Linked DNA regions of Homo sapiens: region 2 is linked to region 1. A link is a loop called in an ENCODE intact Hi-C map of the cell type or tissue named here. Cell type or tissue: Calu3. All regions are shown on one strand. Each heading gives the region's core, and the rest is flanking DNA. Links, peaks and the distances in the headings are about the cores only. Region 1 has its middle 170 kb from the start of LHX8-AS1. Region 2 has its middle 40 kb from the start of TYW3.

Region 1 (10,350 bases), core at 1,321-9,320:
AATCTAGTGCAAGCAAATAAACATGAAAAATAAAAAACAGGCAAAAGCTATTAACTTGCAATTCACATAAGAGGAAATCCGAAAGACTAAAAAGCATATAAGGAGATGATAAGTTTTATTAGTAATTAGAGAAATCAAAATTAAAATAATATATCACACCCATTAAATTGTCCAATATTGAGTAATGCTAGAAATTGATAGTGATGTAACGTTATAGGGATATTCTTATACTTTTGGTAGGAAGGTATACACAACCATTTTTGAAAGCAACTTGGCAGAGCCTAATTAAATTAGGTATACATATTTCCTTTGGCCTAGCAATCCTACTCCTGGATAGATATCCCAGAAAAATTCTTACAAAGATCCCAAAGCAGATACATAAAAGACTGAATTACAGGGATGTTTCTGGTAGTCAGGAAATGGAGATACTGTAGGTCTCTATCATTGATGGAACAGGTAAATAAAATGCAACCATTAGAAGCAAAATATATCTAATGCATATGATATATAGATACTAAAAATAGTGCTGAATAAAACAAGAAATACGAGATTTAAAGCACTAGATAATTATGTAAATTAAAAATGCATGTCTACCTAAATAACATATTTTATAAATAAATAAATATTTATTTCACAAAAATAGACACAAAAGACCCTACATTAGAATGGTTGAAGAATAAGGATAAAATGAAAAATAAATAAATAAAATGACAAAGAGGGCGGGCATGGTGGCTTACCTGTAATCCCAGCATTTTGGGAGGCTGAGGCACTAGGATCATTGAGCCCAGGAAGTCGAGACCAGCCTGGGCAACACAGGGATACCTGTCTCTACAAAAAATGAAATAAATTAGCTGGTTGTGGTGGCCCATGCCTGTGGTCCCACCTACTCAGGAAGTTGAGGTGGAAGGATCACTTGAGCTCAGGAAGTCTAGGCTACTGTGAGCCATTATTGCACCAGTGCACTCCAGCCTGGGCAACAAAGCAAGACCCTGTCTCAGAAAATAATAATGAAATAAAAGTAATAATAAAATAAAATAAAAAAGGGTCATTGCATACACTAGTGATGACAGTGTGCTATATACTAAGTATAACTAATTCAATCTTCTGCACTCCAAGTCTAAGAAAAATAATCATAAAACAAAATTTATACAAATAATTTGCTACAAAATTAACTCTGCCCTTCTTTAGTATATGCATTATTGTTTTCTTTGTATACTCTTTGAGGTATTTTTCTTATATAACAATCCTGTGAATCCTGTAAGAATTAATTTCACATTAATTTTCAAATTAATTTTCACAGGTCTGTAATCTAGGGAGTTAACCGGAGAGTAGAGGTGGTAGGAATATGAAGGATATGAAGGAAGAACTTTAAATGTTATTTTATCTTCTGGAAACTATGTCTACATCTTCTCTGAATATGTGATTTATTTTAATACTAGATCCTAGTATTATCTTCCTTTTCCACTCTAGGCTCAGAAGTACTAATCTATGTTCCTAGTGAACCTTTCTCTGTTTATAATTAGCAAGCCTAAAAAAGAAATGGAAAGGAGGTGGGGAAGTGATATGGTTTGGATCTGTGTCTCCACCCAAATCTCATGTTGAATTGTAATCCCCAATGTTGGAGGTAGTGGATGAGCTCTCACAAGATCTGGTTGTTTAAAAGGTATGGCACCTCCTCCCTCTTTCTTTTGCTTCTGCTCTGTCCAGGTGACATGCTTGCTTCTCCTTCACCTTCTGCCATGATGTAAGTTTCTTGAGGTCTCCCCAGAAGCCAACTAGATGCCATCATGCTTCCTGTACAGCCTGAAAAACCGTAAGCCAATAAAAACCTCTTTTCTTTATAAATTACTCAGTGAAATATTTCTTTATAGCAAGCAAGGACAGACTAATACAGGCGGATAACCAGAAAAAAAATGAAAAAGAAAGATAGCTAGTAAAATAAGTGCCTTGCTTTTTTATTCCATGTAGACTCTATGTCTTTAGGGTTAAGAGAATAAAAAGTACTGAGTGTGGAGCTCAGCTTTGAATCACTGAAACTCCAACCATTTACCAGAATCTTTTCATGATCTGTCTCTTTCTTGGTCAGCCAACTCTTCTGCTCTCTAAAAGGTTCTTAATACTGTAAGCCAAAATTGCTTGACTTCCTCCAAGTCTGATAGCCCTACGGATGCCTGTACTTATTTCCTATTGGGAATTAATTCATAAATTTAGTTTCAAAAGTGGATTTAGCCTTGTTATTTGCATCTCATTTTGGCAATTCCTTACTATAAAAAACTGTGCTTTGATTTGCTAACAGGACACCTTCTAGACCCTGTGGAATAGAGAAGCTCCACAGGATCTGTGTTCCCCACAGTGAAAATGGCCAAGTGTTCATCATTTGTCTTGAAAAAAGGAAATCTAAAACTAATCCTTGCTTCAGGTGAAGAAGCACTAATGTATTCACTCTACTAGAGCAAATAGATAAAAAAAGCAAACAACTATAGTAACAAAAAAAAATGTCTAGAGCAAAGAGGATCATGGCCACAGCAGGGAAAAAAGGATCATGGCTACAGTGTGGCTATAAATGCCCAGTATCTTTTTTAATAAAATATATTCTATAACCACAACCAGCTTCATGGATGTGCAACCAGTAGAGTCTCACAGGGCTCCATATTCAGAAGGACCCCACCTGGGGTTTAATGCTCTGGGATGGACATCTTGAAACTCTCCCAGCTGTGACTTGCCACTGCTCCCACCCTCTTCCTGAGGTAGCTACCAGTTCAAATTGACTGGAAGAGGTCATAGTTCTCTCCTCCAACCTTTCTCCCTGCTTCTGCACAGGGATCTGGGTGCAGGAAAGGTCCAGGTTAGGTATTCATCTCACCGTGCCTCTGGGTGTCAAAGCAGCAGTGCATTCAGTGTGTGACTCCATGGGGTCTCTCACCCAATCCCACTCAAGTATCAAGTAAGGCCTGGTGCTGGACGCCCATCTGCAGTAAATTAGGCAACATGCCTATGGGTAGGGGAAACTAACTTCTCTGCCCCTGGCTGTGGCTCCAAAGTTTCATTTTGCCCTGGGCCTGCAAATTACATAGTCAATTTGGCCTAAATCCTTCCAGGATCAGAATCAGTACTGAAAGGACATTTTTGAGGTGTTGGGGAGAAGTTTATCAAGTATTGTGACTCTACGATTGTTTCTCTATGTTTGATCTTCTTGAAGTTCTTACTCTGGGTCCCAGTGCCCACATCACACTGGCCCCCGGGGTGCACTCCTCCCTCCTACCATGTGGATTTAAGAAATCCTCTTTATCATCTTTCATGCAATTGAACCAAGCCAGAAACTTTAGAAGTGTTTGTTATATGTTGAAGAAAACAAAAATAATAATAAACACAGAATGCACAGGGTATAGAAATGTTCCATCTAACAAAGTAAAAGTTGTGGTCCTAGGATAGCAGGCTTGTTCTTAGAAAGCCTATGACTCAACCATTCCATGTATTAGCCCATTCTACTCCCCTTACCTCTCCACAAACTTTCCCTTTACCTATTTTTTAATTCTTTCCAGCAGTTCTAGTTTCCTCTCAGAGTAACCTATTACCAGGGTGACTTATACTAGGAATTAAGTTATATTTCAAAGGAAACCCTGCCTTCTAAAAAAAAAAAGTAGTTTTAGCTTTATAGACCTACCATATAGCATAGCCATATTATAATAAAGTACAAAACTATTTCATTCATATATAAGGAAATTCGTGATATAGCAACAAGGATATATCATTCCCTAGTAGTGGAATGCTAGAATATTTTTGTTTGTTTTCATCTCAAATTCTCTACAGTTAAACAATAATGTAGTCACAGGATCCACTGAAAAAGTGACATAGATTTTAGTGGCCATGGAAAGAAAGTAACATGTTCAAGCTTCTCTTTAAAGACCTGACATTGAACTGTGTTCCTAAAAGTTTTATTGTATTGCTTTAATACTTGATTGAGTTTTCTAATAAGTATGACCTAATTCTAACAGTATTTGATGGTTTTATTTTTCTTTTGGTTGTCATAGCTTGCTAATTTGTTTTCATATTTCTTCCTCATACAATTGGTTGATGTTAGCTATGATAGACTTTTTGTGCCAGCTTATATAATAACAGGCAAAGTCCTGCCAACTAATAAATAAATTATCTTAGGCTAGTAGATCCATGACTTTTGGATTTCATGGGATAGTAATTTTTTTTTTTCTGAGACAGAGTCTCCCTCTATCATCCAGGCTGGAGTACAGTGGTGCTATCACAGTTCACTGCAGCCTGGACCTCCCAGGCTCAAGTGATCCTCTTACCTCAGCCTCCCAATACTTGGGAATACAGGTGCACATCACCATGTCTGGCTAATTTTTAAATGTTATGTAATGACAAGATCTCCCTATATTGTCCAGGCTGATCTTAAACTCCTGGGCTCAAGCGATCATTCCACCTCAGCCTCACAAAGTACTGGGATTACAGATGTGAGCCACCATTCCCAGGCACTGGCAAATAATTTTAAAGTGAAGGTGAAACCGATAAATGATTGTCAATGTTTTATTTTATCAAGTAAAAAACAGTGGAAAGTAAAACACGATAATATTATTTCATAAAACAAAGGATATTTTAACACTAAAGGAAGTCCTTTAACTGAAGAAATGAAGCTATGAACTCACTCCATTCTCATTTCGTTGGGGAACACTGAAGATGAACATCAAAGATCATCACTGTTATTAAAAGAAAAACTTTAGACAAACTACATTTAACAGAGTTTAATTCAGCAAAGAATAATTTGTGAATCAGGCAGCCCCCCTAAGCAGAATAGGTTCAGAGCAACTAGACAGAGAAAGAAAAGTGACATTAAAGAAAACTATGGTAAGTGAGGTACAGAAACAGCTGAATTGGTTACAGCTCATTTGAACAGTTGGCGGCCTGTGAGTGGTTGAAGTATAGCAGCTGTGATTGGCTGAGACTCGGCTACTTGTTACAAGAGCACTTCCAATCTCTGTACACATCCAGGTAGGTTACAATTCACTATGTACAAAGAAACCTTTAGGCTGAACTTAAACTATGTAAGGAGGCAGCTTTTGGCTAAACTTAATACTGGGCAATCTCCTGAATTAGAGGTTGGCAAAACTGTTGAATTCTTAATAAATATTTCCCTCCAAACTTTTCAACTGCTTTAAATATTTCTGTAATTTTTATGAACTCTTAGATATGACAATACATGAGATTCAACAATATGGACTCTGTTGTTTTTCAAAGCCATTCTAAATTTAAAAACCGTTGAAGTAAACATTTCATTATACTTTTTTTATTATTATTAAGAACAGTAAACAGAAAGCACTGTAAAGTGCCATTGTCTTCTCTTGAATTCACCCAGAAGTTTTTTTTCTGTCTTGTGCTTTGTATCCAAAACTTTTATTATAAAAAAAGAATGCCATATATTACAAGTTTGAGACATACTATGCATTATTTTTAATACCTGTGACATTACTTTCTAACTAATGGCCTAATTTGACAAAGTAAGCCTCTAGTCTCATCACTCCATATCAATATGAATGTCTTCTTCTCTTTACAAGGCTATCTTACAGATAAAATTTATCTTGGAAAGTATTCTTTACATACATACATACATACATACACACACACACACACACACACACACACACACACCACACACATATATACACACAGATAAAAAGCGTTGGGAATTTTAAAAATTCTGACGAGGCTCTTTGCTTAATAAATGTGGTGTTCCTATATGTATTTTAAGCATATCTATCTAGAAATTTGTTGTTTCCTATGCAGAAAATAAAACACTGTATAGAAATAATGAGAAACTCAAACTCCCTCACCCTTTGTTGCATAATAATCAATGTAAGATATTATAAGGAAGTATTTATTATATCAAAACGAAGGACATTATTCTGATAGCTGTTGGATCTAAAATATAACATTTGACTTTCAAAGCAAGTAAATCAGCAGAGTTCCATATAGGGACTCGACCAACAAAGGATCATGAAGTTAAAAAGTCTCTGTTAATCAATGACAAATTTAGTACTTGTTGCTACAATTACAAAGATAATAGTTCCTTTATGTCAGTGCCTTTGGTTTTGCAGCTGTAAAATAGCTTTGAAATTCAGCATTTCAAGGAATAGAAATTAATAGGAGGTCATTTCTACCAGAGAAATTTTAGGGGCCCATCCTCTCTAATCATCATTAAAAACTAAATCCGTAGGAGAAGAGGCACTTTACTGATTGTCAAGTGGAAGCTATTATTCATTTGATGAAGCTCTTGGCACCGTGCCATCGATTCTGCTCTACAGCCTGCTGCTTGTTCTCCTTCATCTCGTGCAATCAGGGTTGTTTCTGCCTGCCAGGAGCTATTTATAGAGCAAGGGGGGAGAAAAGCTGATATGTTCTCCTTTTTGAAAAACAACTTTCAAACTTTGTAAGTACAAATCTGTTTTCCTTGTCACCAGACTGTGTCTGCTTTTACGTCGATGTAGAAGATAAAGGAAGCTGACTTCAAGACAACTGCCCTTCCTAATAATGATGATGGGATTTGGTTGAGTCACATGCTACACTCATATTGCCTCTAACTCCCCCAGGATTTATATTCCTCGAAACTACATACACCGTCATATGTTCATAGTGTAATTTTGTCATTTCTACACTTTGTGTCCGTTCCTGTTCTATATCTTAATAATTTCTGGAAGACACTCTCTACTTTCTTATTAAAAGTAAATATATTTGGCCCAAAAAAACCCTCAAAATATGAATGTAAGAAAACGGTTGGGGGCTTGATTTTTTTTTTTTTTTTTGAGAGCTGGTTTAAACTGAATTAACAGATTTTGGTGAAATTGTTCTTTCTACACATATAAAAAATGAATTTTCATAAATTTACTTAAAATACTGGTAATCTTAAGGTGATATAAACCTTATTCCCAATTTACCCACATGATATGGACACAGTACTCTCAAAGTTATCTGCAAGCATTTTCACTGTCTTGCATTGCAGTTGTGAACGTATTTTCTAATCTAAACTATTCAGAATCTTTATTTTTGAAAAAGTTTCAGACCTTAATCTCAGCAGTTGCAAAAACCATGTAAAATTTTTTACCCTCTAAAATAATATATACAGAAAATAAAAACAAATAGTAGTCTGCATTCAATATGCTTATCATTAAGAATAGCAATAGCAACAGTTCTGATTGCTAAAATTTAATGAAAAGGAATCGTATTTGTTTAGAGTTAAAAAAACTGAACTTTAAAAATACATGAAAATGTCAAAATTATATGGCCATGGATTGTTTTATGCAGATTCTTTTGAGAAATTTTGTTGGTGACTCTATCAAATGTTTTAACAAGAGACTTTTTTTTAAGTAGCCATAGAGGGTCTCTAGTAAATGTTTGCTTACAAACAGAATATTGAAGACTCCCTTAGATTGTATTTTAAAAAATACAATAGAGGATTAGTCAGAGGAGTGAAGTTATTCTTAGGAGAATAACTTGAGCTAGCAGGGTGAGAAACAGATCAAGGAATTTATTTGCTTTGTTTTACATTCTTAGAAGACCTACATTTCAACATCCCTTTTAGACTGTGGTATTTTCAGCATCCAGGCTTGCAGCAGTGACCAGAATAGTATGTTTATCTGTGAGGCTATAATACCTTTTCTTCTAAAACCTACATACCTACCACTAAGACATTTACCTAGAAAAAGCCAACATTAAATTAAATAGCTTTTGAACAAAAGCTATAGAATAGAAAGTGAAATTATTTATCATGGATCCATGATAAATAGACAGTCAATTGAGATAAGAAGAAAATAAAAAGTTCATTTGACTCTGAATTTTTGAAAATAATTCTGCATGGCCTGAACTTCTAGATAATTTCTGCCCCCTTCCCCCTTAACTTTCAGTTCTCAAAACCTTTCTCTGTATTCTTTCATTCCACACAATGAAGCAACTGAGGCACTTTTAGGATGGGATTATTAAATCTCTGCCACTAATTTGACTGCTTACTACTGGGGATCTGAAGGCTAGGCTACTGGAGCTAATCATCATCTTGAACATTTAATAATTCACTCAACAAGCATTTATTCAGTGCCTATTATGTGCCTACCATCATTCTAGCTGTTGAGATACATCAGGGAAGAAAAAAACACGAAAAATTTTGTATCCTCATTAAATTTATATTCCAAAACAAAGATCATCAAAAAATTGTCTTTATAAATATAGTCCTATGTTTCTCACAAATGAACATTAACTGAAGGGAGACACGTTCTTAACAGTTAGACAGTTCTTGAGCATTGCCCATATATGCCAAGTACTGTGTCAAATAGTTTTCTATGCATTATTTCGTTTAGTTAATCCCATTTAATCTTATTCTTCAAAAAAATTCCCATTATATCGATAAAGAAATGGATATTTCAAAATAATATTAAAATATTTGCTAAGGTTAGAGAGGTAAAGGGAAGATTTAACGCAGGTCTCTCTCATTTATAAGAATAGTCATTCCAGGCCGGGTGCGGTGTCTCACACCTGTAATCCCAGCACTTTGGGAGGCCGAGGCGGGTGGATCACGAGGTCAGGAGATCGAGACCATCCTGGCTAACACGGTGAAACCCTGTCTCTACTAAAAATACAAAAAAATTAGCCAGGCATGGTGGTGGGCACCTGTATTCCCAGCTACTCGGGAGGCTGAGGCAGGAGAATGGCGTGAACCCGGGAGGCGGAGCTTGCAGTGAGCCGAGATGGTGCCACTGCACTCCAGCATGGGCAACAGAGCGAGACTCCATCTCAAAAAAAAAGAAGAGTCATTCCAGGCAAATCTTCTACTGAGGACTTAGTACCATTTATTCAGCAAATATTAAAAGTGCCTAATATGTGTCAGGCACTGTTTTAAACACAATATATTCATGAATCAAAGAGGACAAGGTCCTGCCTTGTGCCTCATAAACCCTAGTTGTAGCAGACAAACAGTAAAAATAAACATAACAGGTAAGCAAATATGTATTACGTTAGAAGGATAACATTAGTGCATTGGGAAAAATAAGTCCAACTTTTTTGGTGATAACTGGAGTTCTTAAGTTAGAGAGAAAGAAAACTTTTTACTTCAACTTTTATAATTAAAAAAAAAAAAAGAGCCCAGGGACCTGTGACTTAACAAAACACCCCAAAGGATAACTGTTAGAGAAGAACACACACTGTAAGGAAGAGGTGACTTCATACTGAGATAAACGGACACCTGTTTTCCACCACCGTGGAGAGCTGGACTTGTCATTTTGACCAAGAGGAGCTTGCGAATAAAGGACAAAGCAGGGCATCAGTAATTGCCCATCTGGACTACAACAAACACACGTAAATCACTGGAAAATCACGTGTGGTTTGATGACATTTATCTACTTTGGCTTCCACTGACTGGCATGCCAAACCTCAGACACCAAAATGACTAAAGTTGGGGAATAAATACCCATCATTAAATTTCCAGTAGTTTAATAATTATCCCTCTTCCTGAGGACATGATTAAACCTCATACAACAGCAAAACTCCAACAAACTAAGCGACTTGGCATCAGAAGTGAAGGGAAAGTAAATGTGAAAAAGAGAAAAAGGATGAAAGTAACAAAGAAAATGAAAGAAAATAGAGGGAAGGAAAGGTATTGGCAACATATAGAGGAAAATCTCTTTGGTGGTTGTCAACCACCTTTTGGCTTAAGTCAATCCACCCACAGGCACTAAACAAAGTGATTTAGCAGCAATTTGGATTGTACCTCATTCCCACCATTCCAGGAGGTGGAACAAGCTCACCCTAGTGGCACCAAATAGTGCAGAAACACAGAAAATATAATTCTACCCTCCTGCCAAGCCTTTTCCTAGGGACAAGGATAAGGTAGATCTTTTTAGCACAAAAATGGTGAACTTTGTCTCTCCCTGTAGTACTAACTATATTTCATCAATATTGCTTCCTCAAGAGAGGAAAAAATGTAATCTATCTTTTAATATTATGTTAAGTGGTCCCAGAGTTATAATTGGCTCAAACCTCAGTCACAGTTCCTTATGATGGTTGAAAACTCAAAATAGTTTTATATCACTGGAACTTCCGGGTACAGCTGAAGGGAAAAAAAATCTTATTACTGACTGGGACTAAGAGAAAAAAATTGACTAAAAGATGATGATAAATCTCATTTGTGATATAACGTAGGAATTACATATTAACTGAGGTCAAAATCAATGCTCCTTAAGTGGGCTCCTTCTCCATCTTTCCTATTTATAAACTGAAAATATCCTAGCAGGTCAACTCCAGAAACTATGTCTATATTCCTCACTGCTATAACTCTACATCCTAGAATAGTGCCTA
Region 2 (10,350 bases), core at 726-8,725, 190 kb before region 1:
CATACGTGAGGCTTGGTGCTTTAAGGGAAATGGGTGCCTTCCCACTCAACTGGGTGTTTAACCCTCCTCCCCACATTGAGAAAGAGGCAGAGTGCTGCAGATTCTGTGATGTGCCAGGACTTGACTCCTGCTCACATGTGGCGCCCTTGGGTTCCAGGACAATGGGTAGCTGTTTGGAAGCCTGCAAGGGTGGATGTTTTGGAAGCTAGGGCAAAGATCTCAGTGGCTACCCTTAGATGGAGTAAACCGTAGTCCTTTTCAGAGCCACTTGATTTCAAATGTGAGCAAAGGCAGTGATGAGCACCACGTTTTGAAAACAAGGGCTTTCTCCATTTTGAGATGAGTTATATGATTTGCTGGGTTAAGTGTTGAAGAGCCATGAAAAATGATCACCATCTTTATTCTTATAGATGGCTCCTTGAGCAGGCTTTAATTTGACTGGAGTTGCGGGGAGTAAATATTACACTCCCATATAAGGTGTATAATAGTGACTATTTTTTAGTTATGATTTTTGGCTTTTAAAAATGGGCTTTGACCTTCAAGCCTCTTCTTTCCATACTCTACTGGGCTTCTGTCAACATTCACGCTTCTCTAATGCAATAGGATTTTAATATTCACAAATGCTAATGTTTTTAAACTTAACAGTCCTTTAATGTCCTGGGTTTTTATGCATTCTATTCTTGCCAAGCAAGAATTTATGAGCCCTTTTTGGTTTTGCCTTTAATGTGGTTGAATTTAAACTATAACTTTAACTCATTGCAAATTTTATTTATTTATTCATCTATTTTAATAACATTTTTTGGAACAGTTTTAGGTTTACAGAAAAATTGAGAGAAAAAGTTCAGATAGTTCCCATGTACCCACTTCATCTGCCCACACATGATATCCTTTATCTTATATATCCTACATCTTACATTAGTGTGGGACTTTTTGTTACAATTGATAAGCCAAGATTGATGTTTCTTGACTAAAATCCATATTTCATGCCTCTCTTCATCTCTCTTCAATTCTGTTCTCTCCTGTAACTATTAGTCTATTAGTCCTATATTATACCTACTTATGGGCCTATTCTCCATATTGTCTAATCTTTTCATCCCCCTTCACCAGCTTCTCTTCATCTCTATGTGTGTCATTCTGTGTCATTCACTCGGGTTATTGTTTAGTTAACTCATACCCTCTTCAACTGTGTCTAATCTACTGCCTAGATAGTCCATTGAGTTTTACATTTCAAAGATTATATTTAATTATTTCTAGTTCTTTTTGGTTCATTTTCAAATCAGAGGCAGATTATTTAAAGGTTCTAATAATTATTTCTTTCTATATACCTTTTCCCAGATATTTCAATAAATTATATTTACACAAACCTTTCATACACTTGTATATTATAGAAATGATCTATGTTCTTTAGCTATTCCAAGGATAATTGAAAAGAATGTCCTCACCACCACCAAATCTAAACCATGCAAGAAGAAAGTGAACTATTTCTCAATAACCAGATTGTTTACATGCCATTTTTATTATTTATTCATTTACATGACAAATATTTTTTGAGCACCCACTATATGTCAGTCACATGCAACAGGACAAGGACTCTGCCTTCATAGAGCTTTCCTTCTAGTAACATTATTAAAGATTTTGTTTGTATTGGCACTTGCCTAGGATCTTTAGTGCTCTTTAAATTTTACTCATCAATCAGGGCTCAGCTCAAATGTTAACTCTTTTGAGAAGCTTTCCTAAAAGCTCATTTCATAATTAACTTCTTACATTCCTGTTTTTCCATAGCACTTTCCCAGTACTATATATACATAGCATTTTGTTTATACTTACATAACCACACAAACCAAGAAATCTCTTGGTAGCTATTAATTGCATACATATATATCTATCCATCACCACCATCATATTAAACTTTGACTAACTGAGGGACAAAGCTGTTTTTCCAATATTTTTATATCCCCAGCATCTTGGACGTTGTTGTTTTTTTAACAACTACTTTCTATTCTGGTTTATAAATGCATTGTAGCTGGGAGAGTTCATGAGTATTATGTAATTCATTATTTTATAAGCAAATGACAAAATCCCTAACCAAATTATATTACTATTCAATTCTTGAAGGAATCTTGAAATTGATAAAGTTAAATGACTGAAGTTAAAAAAAAGATGCTTAGAAGCCACTAAACACATGCATAATACTATTCTTTATATCTCACAAAATATCCAAATTTCCAGATGTTAGTATTCCAAGATATACCTTGTGACTAAACATGATAGGTCTTGTCTTTCTTTTTTCACACCAAGCCTTTTGAAAGCCTTTTTATTTTGAAATAACTTCAGATCTACAAATAAGTTATAATAGCACTAAGAATTCCTGAATATACTTTACCCAGAGTGACCATTCTCTCTCTCTCTCTCATATACAGACATACAGTACATATGAATAATCTCATATAAATATACAAACTTTTGAGAGTAAGTTAAATATATTTTACTCTTCACTCTTAAATATTTCAATGTATATTTCTTTAGAACCAGGAAAGTCTCATATAATCTCAGAAAAATTATAAAATCAGGAAATCTAACAGTTATACAACATAATTATATAATCTGCAAAACTTATCCAAATGTCATCATTTGTCCCAATGATATTCTTTGTAGGATAAACTGAATTGCATTTTGTTTCATATTTCTTTAATCTTGTTTAATAGTACATAATTGGTTATAAGCCTCTGCCTTTGATAACATTGACAGGCTTGAAGAATACAGGAAAATTTAATAGCCATCGATTTATATTTTTAATATTCATTTTTAACTAGGTTCAAACTATGCATTTGGAGCAAGAATATTATATAAGTGATGTGTTCTTGTCAAAGCATGACTTCAGTGGGTACAGGATTTCAGTTTGTCCCATTATTGGTTATGTTAACTTTGATCTCTTGGCTAATGTGGTGTCTGCTAGGTTTAATGGTAATTTTCCCTTTTGTAATTAATAAGAAATTTTAAGGATGCTCTACTTTGAGAATATGTAAATAACCTATTTTTATCCAACTTTTACCCACTAATTTCAGCATCTGTTGATTATTCCTCTCCAAATAAGTTATTACTATGATTGCAAAATAATGATTTGTTACCTCCATTATTCCTTCTACATTTATTAATTGGCATTCAACTTTAAAAGACAGCTTTGCTTTCACACACTCTCCCCACATATGAACTCATGGATTCTTGTTTGATTCAAAAGGTTATAATCCATTGCTATCATTATTTATTTTAATGTTCATATTATTCCAGATTTGACCAGTGGGAGTCCATTCAAGTTGACCCCTGTCTACTTTTAACGTATCTCTTTCAGTGTTTGAGCATCTCCTCATTATCTTGCACAAGGAGGCCTTCCAGGCTCATCTTGTACATTCATCTCCCCCAGTCATAGAATCAGCCAAAGAACCCCAATTCGTTTCGGTGGGGACTGGCATTTAGAAACAAAGTTCCTAAGCAATAAGTGTGTTCATGACAGCATTTTCTCTTTTTAAATTACAGAATTATTCATCAGTCTATAATAATCAGTAAATAATCATTATTCAAAGGTTAGATCTTATAGTTTACATCGTCCATGAGATGTGTTGACAGAAATGACATATAAAACTGTCTACTAAGTTCATTTCTCTGTGATATAGCAGCGGGAATGTTCATATTAATATACTGAAATACTGTCTCATTATATTCATTTAATGAATTTTTTTATTCCTCAGCTTTTCATATCAACTCCCACCTATTTTCTGTGACATCATAAGACTTAAATAAACTGTCCTTAACTCTTTGGAGAAAATAACTTTGCAGAGATCAAGAAATATTGGCTAATTTCATTATACTTAACAATTGCCAATAAATTATTCAAACCTGTTTATCTTTGTGGCTAATTTTTAATGATGCTTTGAAATGAGGCAAAAGCAAATGTATAAGTCATGTAGACTAACCAGTCTCTCCTACAGCCACTGTCTCCCACAGCAATAGGCATATTGTCAAATTGAAGTTTAATTCATAGGTTCTATGAAACGGTGGGTAAAGAAGGAAAAAGGAGAAACCAAATGCTCACATTGTCTGATTTTTCACAATTATCCACCAGGTGGCAGAGTACTACACGCAGTGGAAACAGTAGTTTGAGCTTCGTATAAGACAGAGTAGGTTTTCGTTTGTTGTTGTTTTTTTTATAAAAACAATTCTATAATATTTTGATAGTTTTATTTTTGAGAAATAATAACATTAGGAAAACATAATTTCTGCTTATCCTTCTAATAAATTAAATTATCTAATATCAAAGGATAATTCGGTCATACGGTATTTTAATAGCAAAAGCTATCCAGAAGTTTTCACCTTTGTTATTAAAGTATGCCATTAAAATTATGTTATTTCTAAAGAGTAAAATGAAAGAAATATTGGGAACAAGAATTTACTTCGAATCTTTAGGCTGTTTCAGTCTAAAACCTGCATTTAGTTAAAATTGTGAAATCATTAAAAAAAACTTCGTATCTTTAATTACATTATTCACACATCATGTATATATGTAAGGAATTCATAATCAACATCATTTTGTACAAATTCAAGGGATAAATCCTATTTATCCTATTCTAGCCAATTTCCTTAGACGCCTATACACACTAGACAGGGCTTATTTATTTGTGTATAGGTCTCTAAGGAAATTGTTCTCTCAGTGTATCTGTATTAAATCTACCCATGGTCTGAAAAAAGTAAACAATTACAGTTAAATTTATTAGGATTATAGATTTTTGTGTCAAACTGTTTGCATTTATACTTTTAATATTTCCATTCCTCATGCAGTCCCGTTTATTCTTTATGTTAACTGTAATGTTCAATACTTGAACAACAAATAGTTACAATATTTAACTACCTACATTTAGCCACCAAGTCTCTAAATAATCCATTGCTTCCAGTTTAAAACAATCATTCTAAGATTGGTAGTAATTCATGCCTAATGACAACTTATTCTGGATTTTGTACAACTATTGATAAATTATTTTTGATCCCTTAATTTTAAGGGATTTTGTGACACTGATTTCTCTTTGTGATTGTGTAAGTAAAATGGAATATACACTTTCAGTTTAGAGGACACTGCTGAGGATTTCGAAATACAGCACAGCTGAGTACTTAGGACTACAATTGTGGTTGGTGGCAGAAAAGTAGAAATAAATTAAGAGACTCTGGAAGTAAAGTCTGATAAGAAATCTTGTCCTGCATGCAAAGATAAAAATAACCAAATGCTGAGAAACCTTTAGTGATTTGTTGCCTTGCTACTGCTAGTGTGTGTTAGATTTAGTCCCAGTAACATCTGGTTTATCCTTGTAATCTCTAGTTTGCACTTTTTATTTGAAAAACAAAGCAGGATTTTTCTTAAATATCGCATTTGTATTTTCACTTACAAACTTTTGGAGGTATTTGGCATGTGTTCCTCCGTGAACTTAGCGTTTTTGCTTTCTTGCCTGGATCTCCATTTTTGATGCTAAACTTAACTGCTTCCCCAGACTTCTATATTGCACTGTTAGTAAATCAATCTCCTAAATGGGAAAATATTATTTGTGGGGACATTCTTTCACTCAAGGGATGAAGAATGGTTATTTAAAAGGGTTACATTTCATCAGCTATTTCTATAGTCACTTTCTTTTTCTGCCTTTCCATATTTTTTAAATGGAAAAGCTACATATGATCCCTTAACTTGGTTGGTTGGTCAGTGGGCTGACCTGTTGATGTTGAGCGTCTAAATATAGAAATGAGCATATAGCTTGCATCAGTTCCAGTATCATGCCTTCTTTCTATGGAAAATACATGATTCAATTTAATTACATAATCTGTCATTCTCTAAGACAGGGCTTCCAACAGGGCTAAACAATTCTGAAGCGGGTTTGTCTCTTTTTTTAAGAGGGCTAATCAGAAGGGATTTGTGATATTGAAATCACTAAGATATAATTATGAATGATTTTGTGCAATTCAGAAATGAAAAATTCTTCCCCAAAGCCCCAAATCTTTGAGTCTGTTTTGTTTTAAAATAATGGAAATTTGTTTCTTCACTTATATATCATGCTAGCATTGTTAGGTGAATTTCTTAAATGCCAAAAATGAAAATATACTTCCACAAGAAAAGATGAATGAATTTTAAGTGACAATAAGAAATGACATGTAATATAATCCTGGAAGTAGAAATTTCCACAATGATAAAAAACAAGGGAATTTATTTCATGAAAATAATATTAATAATGGTTTTTGACACTGAGATTTTTCATTGTTTCTTTACAATCAGAGAAAAAAGACATTTTTCAGAAAACTTTCCTTAGTCTGTTGACACGAACACCAATTTTTGCGATTAAAGTAGAAACCAGTAATTACATTTTAAAAAAATGACACTCTGGTAATTATATATTTAAAATATGAATCCTAATGTTTAATTAGGTCATATGACTGTAATATCAGCTTGCATTAGCAGGAGATTATCAAATCCCAGCAATTCATTCCATAGAGCAATACAAGTTAGAAAAGACTGCTATAATTGTGAGATTTAAATAGAATAAACCATAATGCAGTACAGTATTCTTTAAATATTTTAATGTTTACTAATGTTATTGAGTAATGAAGTTTATCATCATGGCATATTCTTCTTAGATAATTACTCCGGTAGCAATAAGCACATAAGAAGGTTGGTATTTTTTTTTTTTCCAGGAAAGCTTTCAAATTAATCTCAGAGCAGAGTTCAAAACATGTATTTGAAAGTGGCTTTCTGTATTTCTAATATGCATATGTATGTAGTATTATTTATTTTCTGAATGTAATTACATTGTTCTTGGATGTTAGGTAAGTAATTTTTATTTTTTAACCTGTATCATAAATCTATAAATTATTAGTTCTTACTCTCATTTCTTTCTATTTTTCATTTATAAATAATGCAGTGCAAAGAAAACCTCTTATTTTTAACATAAGTATATGTCTCATTTATGACTGATACTTTCTAAAAAGCTTAAGTATATGCCTGTATTTTGTATTTTAATGTTTCATTTTGCATTAATTATAATCAGTGAAGGTTTTTTGTTAATTTTTGTCTTAATCCCTCCTTGCTTCTATAAACCACACTGATTGGTATTTACTAGCTTTGGTTATATGACACAAATACAAAAAGAATCATAGTAGAGTTTATTTATTAATTATTGAATTGTAATGCAATCCTCTTTCAGCAATATTTTTCTTAGTAAAGAGATCTGTATACAATGTACATGTTGTACTTCTTTGATACCCTGTGGGAATTGTATTCCTTAATATTATATTTCTATCTCAAAGTTTGCTCTTTAAGATATAAAAATTAAGTGGCTACCATAGAATTCATTTGTATAGGTTTAATGAGACAGTACTTTTAAATACTTAAGTTTTAGAGTCTCCTTATGATGTAGCTAATGATTTGCACAGCTAAAACAGCTTGAGTACTTTTCCATTTAACCATAAAAGCTAGGATTTCCCATATATAAGTAACTTTATTACTCAAGAAACTTGTTTTGAAATTCTTCCACACATTATCCTTGATGATGCTATCAGAATTTTTATTAAAAAATCTTTCCTTTTTCCTTCTTGTAGCTACATCTGCTATAACTCATGGCTATAAATATATATTGTATAATGAAAACAAAGTCCTTTCTGGATGACAAGAATCTCAAATTGCTTGAGTGGCTCTGAGGATTAGATATTCTTTTATTTAATGGGCAAAAGGACAGTGATTTCCTTTGTCATACGCTTTGATTGTGTCTTTTTGTATTGACTAAAGCAGCCTATTATATTACAGGCACAGACAAAATGTGTGCTAACATTATTGTATCTATCGATGATATTTGGTGCCTGTGATTCACTGTAAGGAATCTATTTCCTAACACTAGGGGTCATTTCAGCTTGTGGCAACAGTGTATGATATTTAGTTTTAATAAAAGAAGAGAGTAGGAATATGACATTTCCTAGAAAAATATTATCCTGGAGAAACATTTTCCTGGGCTAGGATTCCTAATTTTTCCCCTAGTTAAAGTGTGAACAGATTCTGTTACAGTGTCTACTTTTCAAAAGTAAAACCAAGAAGTGCTTTGGGTTTCTTTTCTTGAGCTCATTTTTGTTAATTCTACTAAAATGTTCAGGTTCCACTCCTGAAGGCATCATGTTTCATCTCACATTTTGCCTCTGGTTGCTACTTACTATTTTGTCATCTTTTGGGGTTTGCTTGGCCCTTTTCTTCAAGCCTTTACATTCTGATTGTCTTGAGTTACAATGGAAGTCTTACTTATTTTTCTCTAATTTTCAAACTGCTGTGAAGTATAGCACACGCATCTGTTAGAGTAGAACTTTGTTCTTTCCATAACAAAATAAACACATTCTATTATAGCTCAGATTTTCTACCCTTAAACGTTTTTAAAATTTCAAGCCGTTTCTTAAAAGTTCTTTGATTTTCCTCTCTGGGACTTAATAATATAAATTACTTATTTCTTTTTAAAAAATCACTTTAAGGGCATGGCGCTAGACATGCAAGATGACATAAGAAACTATTTTTTACAGAATAGCATTATGTATTTTCAAATGAGCTCTAGATTATGTAATATGAATTATGATCCTGTTTATATTGAATGGAGTGGGTAATTGCAAGCTATAAATCATTTCTGCATATCTGAAAAATTTAGCCTTGTTATTCGAGTTGCACACATAAATAAAGAGAGTTTTATTTGTTTCTTTAAATCTATTTTTTTAGATCTGCTTAAAATCGGCTGTGCTTCAGAAAGTGTGGTATATTATGTTTAACCTTTTCAATCTAAAATCAAAATATTTTCTTTGATTCAAAAACTAGATATGTTTTCCATATCTAGCATATCCTAACATATGGAAAATACCAAAGAAAGTTATTTTTTCTACTAAAAATGAATAAGTGATAAAAATGTTTATTAAGCTTACATTGATGCAAATGATAGAGAATTGCCCTTTTTCTAACTTAGAATCAGAATTACAGCCTGATTTTGCAGACATGACAATTGGCCCGTGTATAGCTACAGCTGCAGCAGAGGCCTGCATTCTGCTTACCAAATTCTGTCATTGGTTACCTACCTATAAAAGGGAAATGAATGACCAATACTGTGTTTTGGTTCTGCTAATTGTCTATTCAGTTTTAATTAGCTTGTTTTAATTTTGGAAATAAAAGAGAATGAGGCATATTTTCAATAGGTGACATTTAACATTCTCAGATCTGAGGACAAAACGGTTCTAAATTACAGATAGGTTTTATTATAAAGATAACGGAAAGTGGCAAAACACGAGGAACAATATTACTGCTCACACTTCAGGCTTAAAGTTGCATGTTGATGTCAAGCATATTCTATTACCAAAAATCACTGATGCCTTTACTACATGAGGCTAATATGCCACGTTCCTAAAAATGCATAATTTAAAGCCATTTGAAAGAATGATTTTGAAAAAGTAACATATAATACAAAAGGTATGGTAGTCAGATAAGGTCAACCAAGTTCTATTTTAATCTCTGTCATTGGCTAGCTGTGTGACTTTTAGGAAATTACTACCTTACTGTAGCCTCTGTTTTCTCATTTGTACAATAATAAAGAGGCTGAATCCCCAAAATAGCATCTATGTAAAAGGAGCCTCATTTTAAAATATTAATGAAATGCTTGGCTATATATATCTTTCAAATATATGTACATATGCACATACGCATTCTAAGTTAGAAGCTAAAAAGTAAGGTTGTAGATAATGACTGTATATTACAATATTTTCAGTAACAAAAGCATTATCTGAGCCAAATTCATCAACACTGAAAGAAAAACAAACTCAGTGAAGCATTTAAAGGTATTATTTTTTGTGAAGTCCAATTCTCTGAAAGGTCAAAATCCTTTCCAAACAGTGGTACTCAGAGAGAATCACCCAAACTTATTTGGGTGTATTATAGGTAAATTGTGCAAAAGAATTCACAGCTCCTCTTCCTCCTTTCTTCTTTGGAGACCCTTAATTTTGACCACATTGAAACATGTGACATGGCATACAATATCAACTTTCTCTCTTTCTTCTTTTTTTTTAAAAGCATATTTTCAATATATATTAGTTGCTATTCTATCATAGTGGCAATGGGATTTGATGTCATGAAAATGGTAGCCCACAAGAGAAACACATTACAAAAGCAACTCCTTTCCACCCTTCCCTCCCCCTGAAATAATAACAATTTGCTAAATTGTTGGGAAGTTGTTATAATTCCTTTTCCAAATTATTACTCGCCCTTTAGATTAGAAATGAGGCTCGGGTTAGCAATCAGCTATAAATGGT

What was found. Peaks named below come from ENCODE experiments on the same cell type or tissue, not always from the same donor. Only the 100,000 strongest peaks of a DNase experiment are listed, where the experiment ranks them.
Region 2: it touches region 1 in a loop (2.5-fold over the local background); 2 of 110 quality-filtered maps call a loop at or near these places.

Annotation. Positions count from the first base shown.
Region 1 is chr1:74,958,364-74,968,713 of GRCh38, forward strand. No RefSeq gene overlaps it. Among named protein-coding and RNA genes, the nearest start is that of LHX8-AS1, 170 kb to the right of the region's middle. In Calu3, for the core only: no CTCF peak of the experiment used is centred there; a DNase peak (open chromatin) is centred at 6,308.
Region 2 is chr1:74,768,000-74,778,349 of GRCh38, forward strand. No RefSeq gene overlaps it. Among named protein-coding and RNA genes, the nearest start is that of TYW3, 40 kb to the left of the region's middle. In Calu3, for the core only: a CTCF peak has its summit at 4,160 (motif pointing right); a DNase peak (open chromatin) is centred at 4,112.